Regions from separate parts of the Homo sapiens genome. Here region 1 is linked to region 2. Evidence: read pairs that join two places in POLR2A ChIA-PET (ENCODE). Cell type or tissue: Panc1. All regions are shown on one strand. Region 1 overlaps SLC17A5 (solute carrier family 17 member 5). Region 2 overlaps EEF1A1-AS1 (EEF1A1 antisense RNA 1).

The links. Peaks named below come from ENCODE experiments on the same cell type or tissue, not always from the same donor. Only the 100,000 strongest peaks of a DNase experiment are listed, where the experiment ranks them.
Region 1: POLR2A ChIA-PET joins it to region 2 with 8 read pairs; 29 of 35 experiments call an interaction of 5 or more read pairs at or near these places.

What each region holds. Positions count from the first base shown.
Region 1 is chr6:73,637,333-73,641,332 of GRCh38, forward strand. SLC17A5 (solute carrier family 17 member 5) reads right to left here. Exons shown (of 11, transcript NM_012434.5): 4 at 1,080-1,167. Among named protein-coding and RNA genes, the nearest start is that of SLC17A5, 15 kb to the right of the region's middle. RefSeq lists an enhancer at 2,965-3,134. In Panc1, no CTCF peak of the experiment used is centred here; no DNase peak of the experiment used is centred here.
Region 2 is chr6:73,525,082-73,529,081 of GRCh38, forward strand. EEF1A1-AS1 (EEF1A1 antisense RNA 1) reads left to right here. Exons shown (of 5, transcript NR_187283.1): 3 at 805-961. Among named protein-coding and RNA genes, the nearest start is that of EEF1A1-AS1, 3.5 kb to the left of the region's middle. In Panc1, no CTCF peak of the experiment used is centred here; no DNase peak of the experiment used is centred here; H3K27ac peaks cover 2,767 bases.

The DNA of each region.
Region 1 (4,000 bases), 110 kb after region 2:
GAAGACTGTAAAGAATCTTGCCCCTAGTTCAAGGAGTTTGGGATTTATTCAATAGGTAAAAGGGAACCTTAGATAGTACCTGTTCTTGAACCTATCATCAGATTTCTCATGTCAATCTCAACATAGCTGCAAGAATAATCTTCTTAAAATGTAATTGAATCATGCCTCTTAAAAAACAATCTACATTTTTTCCTGTAGCCTGTAAGACCTGATATAACCCGGCTCTTATCTCTTTCTCTAACCTCATCTTATGCCATCATCCTCCTTACTCACTGAGTTCTAGCCATCCAAGGTAGTTTTCCACTTCTTTTAACCCTTATGTTATTTCTTGCCTGAGTGCCCTCGTACATGCTGTTCTGATTGGCTGAAATGCTCTTCTCCCTGCATGAATGGTTTGTTCTTATCCTTCAGATTTTAGCTTAAAAGTACCACAGAGAGGCCTTTTCTCAACTACTGTATTTAAAAAGCAGTCCGGTGGAAAAATTTTAATTTAGTCAATGAAAGAAAGGCTAGAATTTCTTATGCAATCTGATAAAATTATAATTCACATATATAAAACTCATGTTATCTCACCTGTAGATCAAAATGATGGCAAATAAAGATGCAATAGAAAAAAGATGCATGAAGAGAGGGGTTGAGAATCATGATACATTCATTAGTTAATCAAAACAGAAATCACAATTTAAGGACAAAAACACTCAATTTTCTAGCTACTGGCCTTTTTTTTTCTTTTTTTTAAATAGCATCTCTAAACAAACAAAAATAAAATTTAAAACCCCCAAAAAAGTAAACAGAAAAAGAAAAAAAATAGCATCTCTATACCAATATCTGAAAACACAACATACTTTGAAATAGATGATGGCAGATGGGGAAAATGACATTAGTCAATTAAGCTGCATTACTATAAGTTGTTGAGCCAAAGAGAAAAATTGGTAATAAAGTTATACTACCGAAACTTAATGTTCTCCCCAAAGGGGCATCCAATCCAACATTGCATCGTTCTGGTATGCAGGCCCTTTTTCCCAAAGGTTGATATATACATAACATATTACAGCAAAATTTGGTAATTGTTATCTCACCTGCATATGAAATGCTAAGAAGTTTGCTTCTTTCAAGAGGGGGAGCCCAAGAAGACCACATGGCATGCATGGCTGGAAATGTAACACCCTGAGAGAAGGGAACATGATATTTCTGATGAAATGTAAGGTAGTTTTGTTAATGCTTTAAAGTAAGTTAAGTATTTTGCTACAAAAGCATTTTCTGGATAAGAATCAAACGAATCAGGTTCCATGAAATGAGAAATTTTTACAGTGTTAAGTGAAAATATCTTATAATGAAGTACTTTCAGAATTTGAGGCTGGGTGTGGTGGCTCATGCCTGTAATCCCAGCACTTTGGGAGGCCAAGGCAGGAGGATTGCTTGAGCCCAGGAGTTCGAGATCAGCCTGGGTAACGTAGTGAGACACCATCTCTTAAAAAAAAAAAGTAAAACTCCCCAAAGATTCATGGATTTTGGAACTGGTTTTAAGACAACAAGATAAGGGTTACAATAAATCTAAAATAATTGTACTGAGTGAGGACATAAAGGGATCTTGCTCAAGGTTAATTTTACTCATTCACTTTATTAATCACCTGAATGAAAGGGAATATTACTAACTTATAACTTTAAAAAATACTGAGCTAATATTTTGGGATACTGAAAAAAAATTCAAGCTGACAATCAACCAGAAAAACAGTCCTATTAAAAAAAGGATGAATTCAATTAGCATGTTTACAGCCTTTCTTCTTTTTTTTCCTGTGATAACAAGCCTAGTAGATGCCAATTACTGACACGGAGAGCTAACAGGATGTGGAAACAGGGAGTTTCATAGAGACTGGGTAAATGAGGAGATACCACAGGACAGTGAGAGAGAACGGCTCTCCTTGGACACTCTCTGTGTCACTTCAGAAAGATTAGTTAACCTCCCTGAACTTCAAGGCGGTTGCATAATTGTTGTAAAGATAAATGGTAACTAGTGCTATTATTAGTGGAGAGAAGAATAAATGTTTTAATACTTTGTACTTTCCGCTGACTCTTTCAAAAACAAAAACAAAAGGAATTAAAAAAAAGTAATACCAATGGAAGGCAAAGATGATTTAGGTACATTGCAAATCAATAAGAATCTATATGATGGAGCATCCACAGGATGAGTCATTATAGAAGAAAACTTGAGATGTTTGGAAATGCCCACAGAGATTATGTTGTAGAAAACTTTATTATAAAACCTAGGGACAATGTAGGTATATTTATGGTGAATCAGATGGTAGGAATGCAAGATAGTAATCTAAGTGTCCTTTATGAATGAGGAAATGCACCTGTGATACATATTGAAGGGATGAAGAAGGACGAGAGAACCTGAGTATAAATACAACTTAAATTCTATTTAGTTGTTGGCTGGACACGGTGGCTCATGCCTGTAATCCCAGCACTTTGGGAGGCGGAGGCAGGTGGATCACTTGATGCCAGAAGTTCGAGACCAGCCTGGCCAACATGGTGAAACCCCGCCTCTACTAAATATACAAAAATTAGCCAGGCATGGTGGCGCATGCCTGTAATCCCACCTACTTGGGAGGCTGAGGAAGGAGAATTGCTTGAACTCAGGAAGCGGAGGTTGCAGTGAGCCGAGATCATGCCACTGCACTCCAGCCTGGGCAACAGAGTGAGACTCCGTCTCAAAGACTAGAAAAAAATAAATAAATGAATAAATAAAATGTCACCTGAGATAACAGTGGTAATATGATCAATATGCCGTAATGTTAAATTAGTGGCATAAACTGGAAGTAAAATATGGGAATACATTCAGCAAGGAGATTGAATACTAGGATCAGAGAAAATATGCTAGATTTAAGTATATTTTACTTTGTCAAGAAGAACAGGAACCTGGTAATAGAGGAGTAATTTTAATTTTGTGATCAGGAAGGGTTTACTTAATGGACCTCTACTGATAAGAACAAAATAAAAACATTCAGATGAATGAAAAATCTTTTAATAGTACCTGGCAATTTCCAAAGTATTCTAGCAATCCTTATCACATATGAATTTTATATCTAATCTGTGACTGAAAACAGGGAAGGTATTTTAGTCCCAGTTTAAAAAATGATGGGACTGAGATCTAGAGATTAGAGCTTACCTAAGGTTTCACTGTTAGATACAATAGAGCTATTATTCAAACTCTGGTCCAGTGTTCATTCCAACAGCATGATACACTGCTACTTAAAATAATCTTCATCCTCTACACCAAGCCCAGTGGCCATTATCTTGCTTGAATTAAAGAAATGCAAGAGAGCAAAATACACCATTCCCTGGATTTCAGAGGTAGAAGTTCGAAGTTATAAAGGAAAAGTGAAAATTATTAAGTATGGGGGTACACATGATGAAATACAAAAGAAAAGTGGGAAGGAAAAGAAAGACAAGAATCAAAATTTTAAAAAATGATAAAACTATTAAGAGGAGGGAAATAAAAGAGGCAAAAATCAATAATACTTCTAAAAAGAGCAGAATCATAGAACTAAATTGAGATAGTTATATAAAATCATAAAATATTTGTCTCTAAGTTACAAGACCAGAAAAAATAAAAGAATAAGCGATAAAAAAGAAATTAAATGCAACTCAACAGTCTATTGTGTAAAATGTGCTTCAGACTTGGGCATCAATGATAGAGCAGAGTTTAACGGTGGCAAGAGCACAAGAGGTAAGGATGGTCAATCTTAACCATTTTTTTTTCTTTTGAGATGGAGACTTGCTGTCGTCCAGGCTGGAGTGCAGTGGCGCGATCTTGGCTCACTGCAACCTCTGCCTCCCGGGTTCAAGCAGTTCTCCCACTTCATCCTCCCGAGTAGCTGCAATTACAGGTGTGCACCACCATGCCCGGCTAATTTTTGTATTTTTAGTAGAGATGGGGTTTCACCTGTTGGCCAGGCTGGTCTCAAACTCCTAACCTCAAGTGATCCACCTACCTTGG
Region 2 (4,000 bases):
TGATCTCCTGACCTCGTGATCTGCCCAACTCGGCCTCCCAAAGTGCTAGGATTACAGGCATGAGCCACCACGCCCAGCCGAGAATCCAAATAAAATGACACTTTAGTGTGACAGGCACTGTTCTAATATTTGCAATATTTATTGTAATCCTACCACCCACATTGTATAGATGGAGCAGCAATGGGCAACAGGCAGTTTATGCGTAATAAGCACATATAGACATATATTCTTTTTTAAAGTTTTACCTTTTTTTGCACAAAATGGTAAAATACAATATGCCACCTTGCTTTTTTCACCTAATACAGCTTGGTGATCTTTTTTCATGGTACCTTAGGGCCCAGCAGAGCAGGATTGGAACCAGGGTAATCTGTCAGAGAGCTAGTCCTAACCCTTACCAGCAGGTCGAGGCAGCCTGATATAATGAAAATATCAGTGGCATCGGTGTCAGAAAATTAGGGATTTAGTCCTCGCTCTTCTGCTTAGACCTATGACAGCCCAGCAGTTCTGAGTACATCTGTGAAATGGGTTGCCTCTTTGTTCCTACTTAACACCTATGTCACAATTCTAATATGCAATGACATGAAAAGACATGGGGGCTCTTTATTAGTACAAAAGACAGTGTTTCTACATGCTTTTTGGAGAATGCCTGTCCTTAATTGGTATGCCTGTGACACCAACTTGAGTCAGTAGAGAAAATAAACTCATTGGTATCTTTGTAATTGTAAGCATTTTTACGTAGGTAATACATGTACATGGTAAGAAATTGTACAGAGGTTATACAATGAAATGTTACTCTCATTTTAGCAGTGTAAAGAAAGTCTGAAGAATACTCCAGGAAAATTGAGGAAACTAAAGCTATTTCTACTACTGGTCTCATAATTGCAAAGCCAGTGCCTACCATGATAAGTGCTCTCTTACTTGGTATGAAGGAAATGATTTTCTTCCCTTGCTATTTTTTTTAGTAAGTATATTATTTTATTGCTACATTAGAAATGAAAATACACTCTGAGAAGCTGCAAAGGCATGCAACTTCATAAAGATTATGAAGCAATGGAGACACTCATAGAAGGTTAAAATTGGCTTTTCCTGTAGGAGGTGCAAAGACTATACACACACAGGTCATCAATGGTTAGATTATTGGCAGCATCTGCCATGTGGAATTTATGTGCCAATGGGAAGATTTTTGGTGTTTTGCTTTGTTTTGTTTTGTTTTGAGACGGAGTCTTATTCTGTCACCCAGGCTAGAATACAGTGGCATGATCTTGGCTCACTACAACCTCCGCCTCCCGGGTTCAAGTGATTCACCCGCCTGAGACTTCCATGTAGCTGGGATTGCAGGCATACACCACCATGCCTAATTCATTTTTTTCTTTGTTTGTTTGAGATGGAGTCTCACTCTGTCACCCAGGCTGGAGTGCAGTGTCATGATCTCAGCTCACTGCAACCTCCGCCTCCCGGGTTCAAGCGATTCTCCTGCCTCAGTCTCCCGAGTAGCTGTGACTACAGACATGTGCCACCACACCTGGCTAATTTTTGTATTTTTAATAGAGACAGGGCTTAGCCATGTTGGCCAGGGTGGTCTCGAACTCCTGACCTCAGGTGATCCACCCACCTCAGCCTACCAAAGATTACAGACGTGAGCCATCATGCCCAGCCCCCATTATATGATGTTTGAACACCGTATTTCTCCTGCTGGATAGTTTCCTTGGAAGAAAGCCTATTTTTTTCTCCAGTGTTAGTTTTCTTCAATTTTGACCTGTCAAACTTCACTTCTGACAAGTTTGGGTTTATCACTCATCTTGATTAAAAGAAAGCCTGAAGGCTTGAAGACTCGTGAAACGCTGGGCTGAGACCATACTGCTCACTCTGGACCAGATTAGGGTTCCTGAGCAGAGCCCAGCAGTTGTAAGCCCAGTAGCAGGGCCCCCTCACTCAGTATTCATTTGTGAATCCATATTTTATAAATCATATGAATTTTCAGTATTTCTTTGTCTTCATAGGTGATATAGTTAACAGAGCACTTGACTAAGAGACAAGCTGGAATATATTCGTAGTCCCACATAATTTCTTTATCAGAGTGATCTTGAATAAATCACACTTGAGCTCATTATTTCTTTTTTTTATTTTTATTTTTTGAGATGGAGTCTCGCACTGTCACCCAGGCTGAAATGCAGTGGTGCAATCTCCGGTCACTGCAACCTCCGCCTCCTGGGTTCAAGTGATTCTTCTGTCTCAACCTCCCAAGCAGCTGGGATTACAGGCGCCCACCACCATGCCTGGCTAATTTTTTTGTATTTTTAGTAGAGACGAGGTTTCACTATGTTGGCCAGGCTGGTCTTGAACTCCTGACCTCATGATCTGCCCTCCTCGGCCTCCCAAATTGCTGGGATTACAGGCATGAGCCACCACGCCTGGCCTGAGCTCATTATTTCATAGTAAAATAATCTAACATCTATTTCATAGAATTGATCATAAGGATTAAATAAGATAATGGACCAGATGATGCAAACCATTTTTACAAATGTCAGCGCTCATTATACTTAGAAAATAATCATTAGCGCTTTTATTTTATTTATTTATTTTTTTGAGACAGAGTCTTGCTCTGTTGCCCAGGCTGGAGTGCAGTGGCATGATCTCGGCTCACTGCAACCTCCACCTCCCAGATTCAAACAATTCTCCTGCCTCAGCCTCTGGAGTAGCTGGGATTACGGGCACATGCCACCACCCCTGGCTAATTTTTGTATTTTTAGTAGAGATGGAGTTTCACCATGTTGGCCAGGCTGTTCTCGAACTCCTGACCTCAGGAAATCTGCCTGCTTTGGCCTCCCAAAGTGCTGGGATTGCAGGCGTGAGCCACCGCGCCCAGCCAGCTCTTTTAAAAAGCAAAAATCTGTCCGGGCACGGTGGCTCATGCCTGTAATCCCAGCTCTCAGGGAGGCAGAGGCGGGAGGATAGCTTGAGCCCGGGAGTTCTAGACCTGCCTGGGCAATATAGCGAGACCCCGTTCTCCACAAAAAGGAAGAAAAAAAAAAAGACACACACAAAAAAAGCAAAAATCTGTTTAAAATGTAGAGTACTTTACAAATTCTCAACATTTATCCTAATAATGAGTACTATTTGGTCAATTTCATTTAAGTATTAGAATTATAGATTCACCAATCTATACAAGTGTTATACATACATGTGACAATGTGTGTGTTCTGTAAGTGGCAAGGACTTTTGAATTATGACATTCAATATATGTTGGTGCTGGGCATGGCAGCTTGTGCCACTAATTCCAGCTACTCAGGAGGCTGAGGTGGGAGGATGACTTAAGGCCAGGAGTTTGAGGCTGCAGTGAGATATGATTATTGCCATCTGGGCAACAGAGTGAGACCCTCATGTCTGAAAAGAAAAAAAAGATGATGGTAATTGTGCAGGATTTCTGAAGTCAGTCTTTATTCATCTATCCATCAGACATTTATTGAGCATCTGTTCTGTGCCAGGCACTGAGCTAGGCACTAGGAGACAAAAAGCAATCTCTGCTGCATAGCATATGTGGCAGAGCCCTGGAGAGGTAGGGGAAGGAAGACAAATAGTAAACAGGTAACTCCAGGAGAGCATGAGTCCTGGAACCAAGTATGCCTAAGGTGCTTTTGAGCATTCAGGACAGATTCAGACTCAGGGAGGGGATGAGGACAGCAGCACGCAAAGCTTCCCAGAGGGCAGAGAGTCTCACCTGGGTTTGGAGGACAGCAGCAGGGAAACCTTCTCAAAGGACAGAAAGTCTCACCTGGGTTTGGTATGAACTGTGGGCATAAGCCAGTGAAAGGAGGCTATGAAGGTGGGAGGCTATGGAGTTGACTGCTCTAGGAAAGAAAGTGGGAGGAAGAGTTTACTCCTACAAGACAGTAACAGATAGCAAGATAGATCTGTCTGGGGGCATTCACCAAGGCCCTCAAGGAGCCTGCGAAGAACGTTGAATCTCTGGAGACAGACCAACCTGGATCCAAGTCTCGCG